Regions from separate parts of the Mus musculus genome. Here region 2 is linked to region 1. The links are chromatin loops, found by intact Hi-C in ENCODE. Cell type or tissue: heart. All regions are shown on one strand. Each heading gives the region's core, and the rest is flanking DNA. Links, peaks and the distances in the headings are about the cores only.

The links. A loop is a pair of places that touch in the nucleus more often than their neighbours do. Peaks named below come from ENCODE experiments on the same cell type or tissue, not always from the same donor. Only the 100,000 strongest peaks of a DNase experiment are listed, where the experiment ranks them.
Region 2: a loop joins it to region 1, with 3 times the contacts of the local background. A loop is called at or near these places in 2 of 42 quality-filtered maps.

Annotation. Positions count from the first base shown.
Region 1 is chr7:34,674,778-34,677,678 of GRCm38, forward strand. It overlaps Chst8 (carbohydrate sulfotransferase 8), which reads right to left. Exons shown (of 4, transcript NM_175140.4): 3 at 1,858-1,895; 4 at 1-1,467. The coding sequence ends at 382. Among named protein-coding and RNA genes, the nearest start is that of Gm12781, 16 kb to the left of the region's middle. In heart, for the core only: CTCF peaks have their summits at 1,550 (motif pointing right) and 2,503 (motif pointing left); a DNase peak (open chromatin) is centred at 1,544; H3K4me3 peaks cover 1,075 bases; H3K27me3 peaks cover 1,790 bases.
Region 2 is chr7:34,811,253-34,814,153 of GRCm38, forward strand. It overlaps Chst8 (carbohydrate sulfotransferase 8), which reads right to left and starts at 1,459. Exons shown (of 4, transcript NM_175140.4): 1 at 1,094-1,459. It overlaps Gm38987 (a long non-coding RNA gene), which reads left to right and starts at 1,456. Exons shown (of 3, transcript XR_881950.3): 1 at 1,456-1,924. In heart, for the core only: no CTCF peak of the experiment used is centred there; a DNase peak (open chromatin) is centred at 1,469; H3K4me3 peaks cover 2,173 bases; H3K27ac peaks cover 861 bases; H3K27me3 peaks cover 2,053 bases.

The DNA of each region.
Region 1 (2,901 bases), core at 152-2,651:
TTTATTCAGATGACCCTGGGTCATAGAAAAGCAGCAAACCACGTGGTTTGGTACAAGGCAAAGGATAAGGGGATGTAGGACATCCCTCGACGCTGGGGCCCTCTTCTGGGTCTCAGGCTTCCCTGGACAGCATAGCTCAGCATAGCTCAGCTGAGTTCTTAAAGCATCCATCCGAGTCGTGCTCCGTCTCAAACTCAGCCAACCCAATGAGGAAATGGGTGTGGGACAAGGGTCAAGGTCCATTGTCTGGGCCTCTGTGGCCCACCCTAGGGCCACAGCCACAAGGCCTCACATCCTCAGAGCTCAGTCCCCGGAGGCCGCCTATGCGCAGGTGAGTGGGCATGACCGGCAGACCCCGCCCCTGACCAGCAGGCCCCGCCCTCAGTACAGGTCCGAGAAAGGTTTGGAGTAGTTGAACATCAGGTAATCCATGTAGTAGAAGTCGTAGGTTCGCTGTCGCTGCAGCGAGGAGAGCTGAGCGAAGTACTGATGGGTGATTCTCGATGTGGTCCGCGCCTCCTCGGAGTGCCTGTCCTTGAACCTCGGGAAAGTCAGGTTCCCGGGCGCATGGATGAGACGCAGGAAGAAGTTGGCATCGTCTTCCATGCTCTCGAACTTGCCCACAAAGTCATAGTCGATGAGGCAGGGGCTGCACAGCCGGCTAACATGGTCCCAGTGGATGTCCATGCCCACGGGCCGGTGGACATCCAACAGGTACTGGACGAACTCGGGGAACTGCACACCGGAGCCAGTCCGCAGTGCCTCCCGCGAGGCGTTGGCGCGGTACCGGGCCAGGATAGCCTTGCCAAAGACAGGATGATAGTAGCTGTTAGGATGCTCAAACTTGTCTCGGAAAGCAGAGACCAGCCGCTCAAAGGGTTCCCGGACAAAGAGCATCTTGGTGTAGGTACTGAGGCGGTGCACTATGCCCTGCCGGTCAAAAGTATCCAGGCGCTTAAGGGCGCTGCCATAGTGGACGGTGTTGTGTTGGATATCTGCCGTGGATGAGGCTAACCCTGCCAGCACCATGAGCACCCTCTTCCAGTTGGAGCAGCCTGCCTTGGGTACTTCACAGTACAGTACACGGTGGCGGTCCTCCACGAAGATGCGGGAGACGTGGCGGGGAGTGACAGCTCTGCGGCTGCTGCTGGCCCTGTATTTAGCGCAGGCTTCTCGCATCACACGCTTGCGCTCCTGTTGGGTCTGGTGCAGGCTGACCCAACGACTGTCCATGGTGCGGGGTCTCGGCTGGATAAAGGTTTCGGACGAGTTGTTGCCTTGGTTAGTCCCTGCGGCTGGCATCTTTTTGATGAGCAGTCTCCGCCTGCGCTGCCGGAGGCGCAAAGGAGATCCCGCTGCCTTCGGGTGAGGTCGAGGTTGGTCAGGCGCTTGCAGCTGGAGGCCTCTTGGCGACCCGCTGGGTGAATCTCGTGTGCCCTTTTCTGTGGATATCCTCAAGTGGCTATCCTAGGACAAGAAGAGAAGTGGCTAGGGTCCATACAGTATGGCAGAAATGTGGGACCTGAACGGCAAATATAATTTCTACCACAAGGTGGAGCAGTCCCCCCAGGAACCTTGGCTAGACGCGATCGTGGGACGGGGTGGGGCACTGCTAGTGGCCTGCAAGCAGCAGGCACAGATTTACTGTGTCTGTTAGTACAGTCCAAAGGAGTCATCTAACAGAGAAGGAAAACTCATGAAGCCAAAGCCCCAGGTTTTGTTCCCAAGGCTCCTGAAAAGGACCCAACACATTTTTCTTCCTATGAATGGATCCTCCATAAGCTCTGAATTGTCCTTTTCACCCTCTCCAAACACACCCCCCTCGCATCTGTGATTTATGGGATTCTTGGAACTTACATGCTGGGGTTGCTGGGGCCTGATGCTGAACTTTATACCTGGAAAGCAACAGAGGAGAGAGAAGCGTTTGTTAAACAATAGAAGCACGGAAGTACCACATACCTGCCTAACCCAATAGTCAGGACCCCCCTTCCCCCCCCCCCCGGGGCCACCTCCACCTGGCCCTGTCATTAGCCCACAAAGCACCCCTTGAAAGCTCCTGTCCAGCCTCTCTCCATGCCTGTCACCACATCCTGCTCCATACTTGTATATGATAATACTTGCACACACCAGGCCCGTGGAAGAAAGGCATTTCTTCACCCCTGGGAGGTTCTCCTGCCTGGATATTCACGGCGTAGCTTTGGCCTTCTTGGTATTGTCACAGGGACGATGTCCATTTCTGGCTCACCCTGGTGTTCCCTAAAAGTGCTAGCAGAGCCAAGGGATGGGCAAGTGCTGATTGGTGATTTGGGGAAGACGGACGCAGAGAGATCTGTATGCTGTTGGCTGGGTTCATTACTTTTCTGGTTGCTATGACAAAATGTCTGATATACATCAATTAAAAGAAGAAATACTGGGCTGGAGAGATGGCTCTGTGGTTAAAAGCACTGGCTGCTTTTCCAGAGGTCCTGAGTTCAAGCTCAAAACTATCTATAATGAGATCTGGTGCCCTCTTCTGGCCTGCAGGCATAATAATACTGGGGGCTGGAAAGACTTGCTGCTCTCCCAGAGGACCTGGTTCAATTCTCAGCACAACATGACAACTAATAACTCCAGTTCCAGAGACACCAGTGCCCTCTTCTAGCCTCTGTGGGCATTTTACACATATAGACATACATGCAGCTAACACCCATACACAGAAAATTAAAATAAATAAATCTTTTGTTAAAAAAAAAAAGAGGAAAGATTTGTTTAGGGTCACAGTTTTAGAGGGATCCGTCCATGGTTGCCTGGCCTCAGGTGCTTGGACAGAGAACATCATGGTGGTTGAAGCATGCGGTAGGAGAAGTCGTTTACTTCACAGCTGACCAGAAAACTAAGAAAGCAAGATGGGGCCGGGCGTGG
Region 2 (2,901 bases), core at 129-2,628, 140 kb after region 1:
TGCCTGGCTACATCCATAGATACAGAGAGCCCAGAAGCCTGTTCCCCTTAGAACCAATCACGCTTAGGGTCCTGCTGGGAGGCGGCTTAGAGATGCATCTCCGGTGATGCCGAAATGGCTGCAGGACAGACTGTTCCAAGATCCAACCGGTATGTCCGAAATCCAGGGCACAGTTCCCCGACTGTTACAACCCCAGGTGAGGGCCGAAGGGCCCAGAGACAAGATATACAACTAAAGTTAGGGTTTGGAGTACTGCGCGGGAAATAGAGAGAGGTCACTTGATGCCCAAGCGCCACCTCTGACCCTGCCCAAACCAGAGAACGTACATTCTCCTGGCCAGGCCATAGTATGAGCAAAACAGCCCCACGCAGCAGCTGAAGTTGCAACAGCCGCTAGCTAGGGCTGAGCTCGGTCCCGCTGTAAAGCAGATCATTTCACCATCCCCTACCCTCAGCCGCCTGAGGCTCCGACTCCCGCACTCGGGGACACACGCATACACACACCTCCTTGCGATCGCTGACGCACGCACACTCGCCGGGAGCACAAAACAGGCCGGGGCCCTAGAGAGTTGAGGGGTGGAGATGCGCGCGATGGAGCGCGGGGACACCTTGCGTCTCCTGGTAGGGAGCCAAGGTCGCTTGTAACTTCCCCTTTCGCCCTACGCACCCCAACTGGCCTCTAAGTCCCAGTTCCAAGCGCACACCAAAGCCTCGGCGCTCTGGACGCTCCAGCCCGGCCCTCGAGCACTCGTCGCTCAGCGCCCAAAGCAGCTTACACGCACCCAGCATCCAGGGTTAAGAAGAGGAGCGAAGGGTCCTGGAGGCGAGCCCTAGGAGAGAGAGGCAGTTCCCAGGCGCGGAGAAAACCAAGAATCCAAAGTCTAATTAAAGTTCCCACTCACGGGGGCTGGTCCCCAAAGTATCGCCAGACCCAAGCACCGCATGCCCCAACAGCACCTGCAGCTTAGGACTCTGAACCACGTCTAGTGGCGGGGTTTGCGCTCAGAACAGTCCCGGCATCATCCTGGGATTTCCAGGGACAACCCTTCGGGTGAACTATCAACATAGAGAGGGAACAGGGCGCAGCCACTTACCTGGCACAGCCAGCGCTCTCCAGGCCACGGGTTCCTCCAGTCCGGCGGGGTTCTCGGCGGCGGGAGAATCTTCCCTCCGGAGCTCTTGGGAAGCAAGAAGGATCTCCGCCCCAGTTCGGGCCAGGCTGCGTCTTTTTCCCGGTGTAGTCCAAGGTGCGGGGAGTGGGCGATCGGCGTAGAGTCGGCGACCGGAGCGCGCGGGAGAGGTTGCGGCGGCGTGCTCCTATTGGATCTTCTGCACCGGGTGCGTCCCCCTGTCTCTGCCGCCACCGCCCGGTCCTGTCTCTTCCCCGCGGTGCCACCGGATCCGGCTCACGCGCCGGGAAGGCTCCCAGCGAAGTGCGAGCGAAGCCTCCGGCAAGGCTGGAAATAGCGCCGCGCCCGCCCGGCGCCCCGCCCCCAGTCCGGGCCCCGCCCCACGGTGGAAAGAGGCGATCCCGGTGGCAGGGCAGAGATGGGGGAAATCTCTTCCCCGATCGCTCAGCCCTCTCGGGAGCTCACGGGCGCCACGCCCACGCGCGCTCTGCGGCTTCAGCAGCCCCACTGGCCGCGCGCTCTGTGGGAGCTGCCGCTGGGCGCGGTCGGGAGGCAGCGGGGGGGTGGGGCGGTATTGGCGCGGGCTGCGCCCAGCTCGGGGATCCCCGAGTGCTGGACTCTGGTCTGCCGCTTGACTCCACTCCGCAGCTTCTTAGCTGCCACTGCCCCAGTGGCGACACTGAGTAACCCTGCGCTGACCTAGGGAAAAAGAGAAGGCGCTAGCAAGCAGGGTCTTGGACCCAAAGCTGAGCGGCCGCGGGGCTTGCAAAGGAATTGGTGCGCAGAAAAATTCAGGTAGGTTCCCAGACTACAGTACGCGTGGAATTTGGACAAGGCCTGTCTCTTGTTGGCACTCACCACTAAATTTCTGGGTCTCAGTTAACCACAAGTGCCCAGTGAGCCGGATTCTCACTTAAGAACTTCATCCTTAAGCGTCGGTCTGGCACCAGCTTGAGGGCTGAAGCAAGCAACCTCTCCCCTCCCTCCAAACCCAGAATAAATGAGTGGGGAAACCTCCTACCCACAGCCACACAGTACAAGTGTAGAACCGGGACTCGGTTCCAGGGCTGTGGATTCAAATCTTGATTTTTCCAGAGAAGAGAAGCCCCGACCTGCAGGGGGCAATCAGACACTAGAAGGGAAGGCTGGGTGCGCATCTAGCAACCATTCTCAGCGGTGCCAACCAGTAAACAAGCCTGGTCTTGAAGGGACATACAGAATAAAATTAAACAAAACAAAACAAAACAAAACTGAAAAGAAGCTTCCAGTAAAACAGAGCGGTGGCTGTGGCCTCTCCCCTCCCTGAGTGGACTGGTTGGTTGGTTGATTGGTTGGTTGGTTGACCCAGCTCCATCCCAGATGGGTGATGAAGCTAAAGACTGAGGTGGATCTGTGGCCTTTGAGTGACCAGATAAGGGTGTGGCAGCCCTGATAAGGAGCAGAGATACTAACACTAGAGATGTGGAGGGCAAGGGAGCCTCTAACACTAGCAAGCTTGAAAGGCCTGAGTGGTAGTTGGGCTTCTTTAATGACTGCTGTGAACTCAGAGTATCCAAGGATCCTCTTCAGGGCAAGTGAGTTGGCAGTCAAGCATATGGTAGCCTTCCCTTCCATTGTTTTTGTTTTGTTTCTGTTTTTGAGATAGGTTCTCTCTGTGTAGCCCAGGCTAACCATGAACACATGATCTTCCTTTCTCAGCCTCCAAGTGCTTGGGTTACAGGCATGTAACACAACACCCAGCTACCTTTTATCCCTTTTTAGTTTTGCAACAA